2 separate regions of the Homo sapiens genome follow, and region 2 is linked to region 1. The links are chromatin loops, found by intact Hi-C in ENCODE. Cell type or tissue: PC-9. All regions are shown on one strand. Links, peaks and the distances in the headings refer to the core of each region. The heading gives the core; the rest is flanking DNA.

Region 1 (4,902 bases), core at 1,107-3,606:
AGGCCTGGGAGAAAATGGTTACCTGGGCCAGGCCCAGGGTCCCCATTCTGTGTGCAGCCTAGGGACTTGGTGCCCTGAGTCCCAGGCACTCCAGCGGTGAGTAATAGGGGCCAAGGTACAGCTCAGGCTGTTTCTTCAGAGAGTGCAAGCCCCAAACCTGGGCAGCTTCCATGTGGTGTTGGGCCTGTGGGTGCTTACAAGTCAAGATTTGAGGTTTGGGAACCTCCACCTAGATTTCAGAAGATGTATGGAAATGTCTGGATGCCCAGGCAAAAGTTTGCTGCAGGGGTGGGGCCCTCATGGAGAACCTCTGCTAGGGCAGTGTGGAAGGGAAATGTGGGGTCAGAGCCCCCATACAGAGTCCCTACTGAGGCACAGCCTAGTGGAGCTGTGAGAAGAGGACCATCATCCTCCAGACCCCAGAATGGTGGATCCACCAACAGCTTGTGCCGTGTGCCTGGAAAAACCATAGACACTCAAGGCCAGTCCCTGAAAACAGCCAGGAGGAGTGCTGTACCCTGCAAAGCCACAGGGGCGGAGCTGCCCAAGACCATGGGAACCTACCTCTTGTGTGAGCATGACCTGGATGTGAGACATGGAGTGAAAAAAGATCATTTTGGAGCTTTAAGATTTGACTGCCCCGCTGGATTTCGGACTTGCATGGGGCCTGTAGCAACTTTCTTTTGGCCAATGTCTCCCATTTGGAATGGCTACCCAATGCCTGTACCCACATTGTATCCAGGAAGTAACTAACTTGCTTTTGATTTTACAGGCTCATAGGCAGAAGGGACTTGCCTTGTATCAGATGTGGACTTTTGAGTGAATGCTGAAATGAGTTAAGACTTTGGGGGACTGTTGAAAAGGCATGATTGATTTTGAAATGTGAGGACATGAGATTTGGGAGGAGCCAGGGGAGGAATGATATGGTTTGGCTGTGTCCCCACCCAAATCGCATCTTTAATTCTCACGTGTTGTGGGAGGGACCTGGTGGGAGGTAATTGAATCACGCGGGCAAGTCTTTCCCATGCTGTTCTCATGATATGAAAAAGTTTCATGAGATCTAATGGTTTTAAAAAGAGGAATTCCCGTGCACAAGCTCTCTCTCTTTGCTTGCTGCCATCCACGTAAGACATGACTTGCTCTTCCTTGCCTTCTGTCATGATTGTAAAGCTTCCCCTGCCACGTGGAAGTTTAAGTCCAATTAAACCTCTTTCTTTTGTAAATTGCCCAGTCTCAGGTATGTCTTTATTACTAGCATGAAAACAGACTAATACAATATGTCATACAAGAGAAATAGGAAATGATAGCACTAAAAGCAATGCTATGAACGTAACAGCCCCAAGCATTAAGGAATCAGGTTATTAATTGTTACCTGAAATAAACCATGTAAATGTTTTCTCAAAGTTTTATTTTTTAAAATCCATCATTGTGCCTTTGAAGTAGGAACTTTGGAAGTTTTAGAAGTGACACTCCTATAGTACTTATAGCAAAAACTACATCTTTCACGAGCAGTTTGGACTGGATTTCTACATCTATCATAACATGGATACATTTAATTTTCTAAATATCGAACGTTTCTTCTCCAGTCGTGTTCCTCATGGAGAAAGAGTCCCAGCAAAAAAACAAATGCTGAAGCAAGGCCCCAAGCTTCTAACTACTTTTGCTGAGTGACGGGGAACGCTAGCACCTTATTAGTTAATCCCAAGGGGAAGGTCTGCCATGCAGGAACTAGCAGCCCTCAGAGTCTAAAACGTGGAACATATAACATCCTACTCGCATGCTCACACATACGCATTTGCACATGGGCTGACTTACATCCAGGAGACAGCCCCTGAGCTCTTTACAAATTGCAGAGAAGCCCAGGAAATCAGCTCTAAAGATGATGTGCCTCTGCTCTGCTTCAGAGGCTCCAACTCATCCTAACTGCCCTGAGAGGTTTCCATGATCAAATCCAGGAGCAGGAGGCAGAAGAGCTGAGGCTCACAAATGGCCCATCCGGGCTTTTCCGTGGAGCCCGTTTCTGCCCGACCCCCCTGAGGAATGTAAACGATCTGTTCAGGACTGAACTGCTTTACCCTCGAGGATGTAAATTATTCATTACCCCCTCCTTCTTGCACATTTTGCCTTTCATTTGCTCCATCTACTCCCTGCTCTATCTTTACTAATTTATCTCTAAGCTACCTCAATTGCCTTCTGCTCTGCTCCCCTCAGAAACTTAAAAACGAAACCGGATTCATTAGCCAAATAACTGGATTAGAGTTCTCTTCAACATATCAGGCAGTAGAGAAAGTTGCTTTGTAATTTCTTTGATATTCAGCCTTTTAGAAAGCAATTCCTTAAATTACTCTGTTTAAATCTTTGAACTACTTAACTTTCTTTGATAGCACGCTAACATTGCACTAAAACCTGTGCAATGTTATGAAAACTTTAATTTCTGTAGTCAGTGCTTCCACATGAACAGCAGGGGGCAGTAGGATATCACGAATTGAAAAAATTGTCCTGGGCTCTGAGAAACACTGTTGAATTACTGCAGTGGGTCTGTGTACTCGTGATGATCTCAGCTCTCGGATGAAGTCTTTTGTTTTGTGTCCTATTTTACAATGCACCGTTCAGTTTTCTATATGAGTTGTGGCTTAGTCACAGTATTTCACTGTGACAGCTTAGCTTAAGAAAAAGAAAGGTGCAGGAGAAAAAAAAAAGGAGGAAAAGAGAAAGAGAACATGTAAATGCTTCCAAATAAAACACATCATGAAAAGGAAAAAGTAATCCTGTGTATACATATAAAGTTTGTCCCTTCTCTGTTCCTATCCTGGACACAGTTTTTCTAGATTACAGACTGAATTCATCCCTAGTCCTCCCCAACACACACACACACACGCACACATTTGCCATATAGTTTTCTGTCAAAACAGATTTCCTATAAAAAGAAAAACAAAAAATACAAAAAACTCTTTAAAAACTAATACTTGACTTTTTTAAAAAATTCAAAAAAATCTCTCATTTTCTGTCCTTTAATCAAGCTTCTGAGTATAGAATTTTAGTGTTTTCATGCTTTTTGAACATGTATTAGTCAAAATACCTTTCATTAATATGAATGTTGCAATAAAATTCTTCCTCTGTAAATGTACAGCTTCAGATAAATAGCCAAAAGCTATAGTTGTTATCTATATCTGATATGTTTGGAGGTAGGATATGAACTACAAACTGAAATATGAGAGACTTGAAGAACAGTCAAGGATTCCTGCAATCGTATGGGTTGGGAAAGGTGCTTTAGTAATCCAACCCCCAAAGTTAGCAAATACGAAGCTACTTTCATGCATAATTTGAGTTGTACCCAAAATATCATACCCGCAAGCCTAGTTTCCTCTCCTACCTAGGCTGGAATTCCCAGGGTTATTTATGTGTTCTCATAGAGTTATTAATTTATTACTGTGGTATGGCAGATGTATTATTTCAACATCTGGTACCAAAATTTCTCTTGAAGGAGGGACTCTCTGCTCCCTACTGACAGGGCCCTATCTGATCCTCTGGTCTTATCTCCTACTGTTCTCCTGCTTACCAACTTTGATCACACCAGCTCCCTTGCTGTTCCTTAGAGCACACTAGCTACTCTATGCCTCAGGGCCTTGGCCCTAGCTGTCCTCTGTCAGGAACAATCTTACCTCATTTATCCAAATGATTCATTCTTTTGCCTATTTCAAGTGTTTGTGCAAAAATCACTTCCTCCGTGAGGCCTTCCCTGATCACTATTTAAAATAGAATATTCTCCCCAGCATTTTTTATGCACCCTTTCTCCTTTATTTTCCTCAATAGCACGTATCACCATCAAATATGCTACATATTACACAGGTAAATATAATACAGGAGATAACTGAGACCAAACATATCAGCCAACAGAGGGCTCAACCTCAGTGTTAAAACAAAAAGAAAAACAGGTTGATTTCAAAGGAAAATCCAACTCTATGCTGTATATAAAAGACAAAGACCCACCTAAAACAAAACAATTCAGAAATGCTAACAATGAAAGGAAGGATGGGTAAAGTTCTACTGAGAAAATGCAAATTAAAAAAAGAAAGAATTGAGATTTTGCAATTCAATAAAATAAAATTCAGACCAAAAACCATTATTGAGACAAAGAACATCTTATAATCCTAAAGGCTACAATTCCCAGTGAAAATAAAAGATTTATGAAAAGGTATGCAGTGAATAACACAGCAGCTACTTTCATACAGTAGGAATTATAAGAGATTCAAAGAGAAATTGAAATACACTAATAATAGCAGACTATAGTACATTTCTCTTAATTAGACAAAAAAATACAAAAACACTTAGAAAATTGACTCTAATTTACAATACAGACATGTATGCCCCAGTAAATCACATAAAAATGATCTAAATATTCACCATAATATGATAAAACCAGAAATTTATAATCAAAACATAAGAAAGCCCCATTTTGAAATTTAAAATTTTCCTATTAAACATAGCTTGTCTCAAAGGGAAATATCAATTGCTAATGAGAATTTCTAGAAAAAAATGAAAACATGACATTAGAGTTGACAAGATGCAGCTAAAGAGTGTTCAGAACAAAACTGATAATTTAAATAAATAATGAAATTATGAATTAGATATTCCACTCAAAAAGAAAACGTTAGATATATTTAAGGTTCTTTTCCATTTTGGATTTTGGATTTAATTTTCTTTTTAATTGAGCAACCTAGATTTTTCTTTTTTTTTTTGAAGGAGTCTCCCTCTGTCACCCAGGCTGCAGTGCAGTGGCGCAATTGGCCAGTCTGCTCTTGAACTCCTGACCTTGAGTGATCCACCTGCCTCAGCCTCCCAAAGTGCTGGGATTACAGGCATGAGCCACTGCACCCAGCAAGCAACCTAGATTTTAAAACA
Region 2 (4,829 bases), core at 1,134-3,633, 1.2 Mb after region 1:
CCATGAGTCCTGTCTAATTCAGTTTCCTGACTATTAAGACTCAGCTGCTTTAACAAGGATTCAATAAGCAGCTTAGCTCTTGGCTTCTGCTCCTCTTCAAACAAATGGCTACAGGTACAGGCAGGGGGTATGTGAAAACTTCACTCTGGTCTGAAAGTACAGCACTGAATTTTTTAATTTTTTAATTTTTTTCTCCATGGCTCAGCATTTTCAGTCAATTTCTTAATGCCCAAGAACGTGGCATTATAGGGACACGCAGACAGTATGCACAGTCCTTATACATATAATCATTTATTTGGTGTTGTCTTGAGTCTCACATGACAGTAGAAGCTCCTCAAATATAAGAAAATTATAAAATCTGGCAATAATCGTATATAGATAGCTAGTAAGCTCACCACTATTGATATAAAGGAATATCTGTACACAATTGTGTATAAAGGGATATCTAATTGTGTATAAAGGAATATCTATACACAATTGTGTATAAAAGGATATCTAATTGTGTATAAAGGAATATCTATACACGATTATAGATATTGTATATAAAAGAAAATAATATAGAGTTACACTAAGTTTCTTTGGTAATGCTCCAACAGGGGCCATAAAAGCAGCCAGACATAATGAGCTCTGTTTAGTCAAGGATTCAGAAATACATAATTGTTACACATCAAAATCATCTTAAATACCTAAAATTTTCTATTTCTTCATCTTTCTCTGAAAGCTTTCTTTCAAGTTCTGCTTTAGCTTCCAAGAGTTCAAGCTGGAAATGAAGAATCTTGCTTTCATTACGTTCCAGGGCTCCCTGGAATACATAAATAAAAAGCATTAAATGAAGTCCACTTTTAGACAAAATTGTATTTTTTACCCAAAACATATGTCGCTAATGTAGCTCTCTTAGAGTTACTGGGAGAGATATAGGTTCAAGCCAGGTCCCTAGAGATTGCAACACAGTGAGACAAGCAACTGCTTTCATTTGTCATTTCACTTATAGATTTGACATTCTTAGGTCTTTCAGCTGTAGCTCCAGAACTAGAATTTTAAAGCCTATTTTAAAATAGAAAATTTCACTCTTGTCTGTGACTATATTTAAACTTTTTAATGTATTACCCTTGACTTTTTCTAACATATTCCAACTTTGGGATAAATTTTAAAAAGTATCAGAGCTAGAACAAGGAAGGTGATAACTCCTACCTGGAATCTTCTATTAAATTCTGGACATCACGAGGGGATAGAGGAAAAGTTGGATGTATTCAGAGAACAAACAACAGGGTAGTGTCCAAATATTGTCATATGAAGAACAAATAAAGGAATTTACAATGTACCTGACATGTAACACTCAGTGTGAGCCATTAACACCATAATTGGTACCACTACTGCAAATGAATTTCTTTGACAGGCAGAAGATTCCTTGCCCCTTTGTGTATTCAAATATAGTTAAGGCAATTATTTGCAGGGATGTTATAAAGGCAATTCAATTCTAAAAGCATAGGTTTGGCTAAATCTTTAAAACCCGTCCTGAAGCTAAAAATGTATATAAAAGAAGAAATCCAAAAAACACTTACAGAATACCAAGGATATAAGGGCATAAGGGGTGATGCAATTTTGTGGTCAGTTAGCTACAGGCAGTCCTAAGGGCAGAAGTAATTTTTTCATAGCCTCTTTTGAGGCGTGCTTAGCAGATATGACAAAATGTAAAAAAGTAAAACTGAGTTGCAATTTTAAAATAAAAATAAAAAGATGATGGGAATTTTAATAAGACCTCCCTTGATGTTATCTTGATACTACCTTCAATATAAAAGAAAATAAAATTGCTAACGCACACTCAAAAACAAATGCTTGGATAACAATTTCCTCAGAGGGAATAGTGTAGTAGTTCCTTCAAGAGGAAACTGTCACCTCTAACCCTCTAAAATGCACTGAGAAAGTGAATCTTTAGGGAACATGACCTGGGATAATGTGAGTTTTATGGCTTTAAAAAAATCTGATAAAGTTTCTCATAAAGGCTCACCCAGGAAAATAAATAACGCAATGTTACAAATACATGTCCAAGTTGATGAAGTATTTATGGATGTGGCTGAGGACAGAAGTGGAGAAAATGCGAATAGAATGTGTTGCCATCTAGTGGTACTAAGTGGTTTGAGCATTATGGCCTTCCTGTCATTCTCACCCTTGACCCACGTGATGATCGACTGAATACACAAAGATGCCTCTGTGTTATACAGGACATAAATGGCCCGTGCCAGTTGTATTTTTCATTGGCTTGTCATAGTACTTGAAATTTCTATCATAAAATTTACTTCTTTCAGTTAAGGTGGTGGCTTCAAAAAGTCCCTTGCCAGGATAGCCAGAGAACCAAAGGGAACGAGTAAACAAAACAAAGTTCACCAACTGTGTAAGGACCAGCTGTGCTACAGGGCACCACACTGCCAACGAAAAGGAGTCTGTATAAAGTTAGATAGCCTCAGGAAACATTTATGTATAACAGGGTGAGAGCTGCTGCCTGACAACTCTATACAGAGGGTAATATGGACACATTTGCTTGGAAGTTTCTTCTGGAATCACAACGGTGAGGTAAATTTAACAGACAATGCTTGGCACAGAGTGGTCCTTTGGGGTCTTGTTTTCCATCGCCATACCTTCCAAGAGACCCCTGCCTAACACTGACTGCCACACCTTTCAAAAATCTTTTTTCTTTTTCTACTGGTGGGAGGATCAGGGCTGTATTTTAATGTGTCTGAATACTTGTTCAAAGGCTGAGTCAGGAAGATGAAGTTCAGCTCTGAGAAGAGGCTGCACAGGGCTTCTTAACCACCTAAGAATCATGATAAGATGACTTCCTTGTTAGTTTACCTTCTTTGGCGAAATGTCTTCTTAGAGGTCCTTTCAATTGCTAATGCACACCCAGAGATACAGCCAGAGACTTTTCCTGAACTGTGAATCCATAACACTGAAAACCCTCCTGTCAATCTGCACAAAGATGAGCTTTCAGAAACAAATGTTTGACAACATCACTTTGAATCTTATTTCTGAAACTACCGAAAGTTTTTGGGGAAAAAAAATTGAAAAGCTTTTGTGACTGACTCTTTAAAGAGGGGGCAGCTATGAGAATATTTATTCATTCAACATTTGACAAATATTTACTGAGCCTCTACTACATGCCAGGCAATGTTCTAGGCCAGTGCTTCTCAAATATTAATGTGCATATGAACCACCAAGGGATCTTGTTAAAATGCAGATCCTGATTCAACAGAGATGGGCAGAGGGCTGAGATTCTGAATTTCTAACAGCCTCCCAAGCGATGTCCATGGGCCACATGTTGAGTAGTGAGGGTCTGGGCACTGGGGATAAACTGGTGAACAAGATAGATAGTTCCTGTTTTTACTACAATCAGGAGATTTGCATTCACTGTTGTGTATCCTGCTCTCTGAGTCTCAATTTCCTCTTTTATAAAATGGGGACAGTAGTTTCCTACGGTGATTATATTAAAATTATGCATTTGGCAGAGTGCCTAGCATATAGTAAATAAACATTTGAATACGTGTCCTTTTGTTGGTGCTGCTGTTATTGCTGAATGCAGATCTTCTGCCTTGTCACAGTGAAAACTTTCTTTTCTCCCTGGTGATAATACCTCTGTTTCTTCCAGTGTCACCTGGACTTCTGTCTTCTCTTCTTCAATTAGTTTCTTGACCTTTTCCATTTCAGTTAAGTTCTTGGTCCCTTCTCTAACCTGGTTTGTCAGATTAGAAATCTCTTCTGGAGACAGAGGTAAGAAAAACAAAGTTAGTGAATGGGCTCAGTCTCAAACCAATGATACCAGGCACAACAGATTCTTCCAGCCCACTGGAACAGTGACCTCATGCCACCCTTGGTAACTTGATGACCTATCCTATATGGGACCGAGAAATTTTAAAAGGGTATTCATTTTTTCATATAGTCTTTTGCCATCTGAAAATTGAAAATTGTCTACAACAAATGGTGAGGGTGGTGCTTCAGAGTATTGTACACTGGACAACTTTTGCAACTTTTACATGACAGTCCTGCTCATTAGAGCCATTCCAGGTTCCACCTGGAGGAACACAGACCTGGAGTCCCTACCCTTCCAGTGTAAGTGCTTAGCTATCAACATTAGTGGCTGCCATTGTTTCAGCCACCACTCAACACTGCGACAGGAACTTAAAGTAAAAGCTGGATCAATATCTGCCAGCATTCAAGGCATGGCCCCAGATAGGCCAGAGAATCAGAAGGGGCCCAAGGAAGACAGTGGCTTTAGCTCAAGCACTTGAGTGTTTTTTCCTAGCCTCTCATGAACATAAGCCTTTGACAAACAGAATAGGGCATCCAGAAGTCACAAAACCTCTTCCACCTGATATTGTTATGGTCAGTTCTGCCTTTAGTACCTAAGAGGTGTGGTATAGGGCCAAGTAGCTCAGAGAATTACCCAGTTCAGAGGTGGTGGAAGGAGCTCAATAGGTCACCTGCTCCTCTGGTTCTGAGATCCTGGGCTGTGATGTGATATGATGAGAATTTTTAGAAGTTACAAAGACAAATATGTTAGATGGAAATTTTCATTGCATAATAAATTCTTCTCTGAGAAGTGCTCTCCTAAAGATGGGTTATCAAGAAGAAAATCAGGGAAGAGGTTCTCAACTCTGACCGCACCTTAGAATCACCTGGAGAGCTTTGGAAAAAGCTCACTCAATATTCAAACCCCGCCCCAGTCCAAAGGTGGTGCCCAGATCAGCAGCACCGGCCTCACCTGGAAAACTGTCAGAAATACAAATCCTTCAGACCTACTGAGTCAGAAACTCTGGGGGTGGGCCCCAGCCATC

The links. Peaks named below come from ENCODE experiments on the same cell type or tissue, not always from the same donor. Only the 100,000 strongest peaks of a DNase experiment are listed, where the experiment ranks them.
Region 2: it touches region 1 in a loop (16-fold over the local background); 10 of 110 quality-filtered maps call a loop at or near these places.

The regions. Positions count from the first base shown.
Region 1 is chr3:107,233,573-107,238,474 of GRCh38, forward strand. The region is part of intron 1 of LINC00882 (long intergenic non-protein coding RNA 882); the gene reads right to left. Among named protein-coding and RNA genes, the nearest start is that of LINC00882, 4.6 kb to the right of the region's middle. RefSeq lists a silencer at 2,362-2,411. In PC-9, for the core only: CTCF peaks have their summits at 2,454 (motif pointing right) and 2,654; DNase peaks (open chromatin) are centred at 2,529 and 3,239; H3K4me3 peaks cover 820 bases; H3K27ac peaks cover 1,055 bases.
Region 2 is chr3:108,404,652-108,409,480 of GRCh38, forward strand. MYH15 (myosin heavy chain 15) reads right to left here. Exons shown (of 41, transcript NM_014981.3): 32 at 3,629-3,753; 33 at 687-802. Among named protein-coding and RNA genes, the nearest start is that of MYH15, 100 kb to the right of the region's middle. RefSeq lists enhancers at 2,176-2,275, 2,336-2,395. In PC-9, for the core only: CTCF peaks have their summits at 2,080 (motif pointing left) and 2,280; a DNase peak (open chromatin) is centred at 2,120.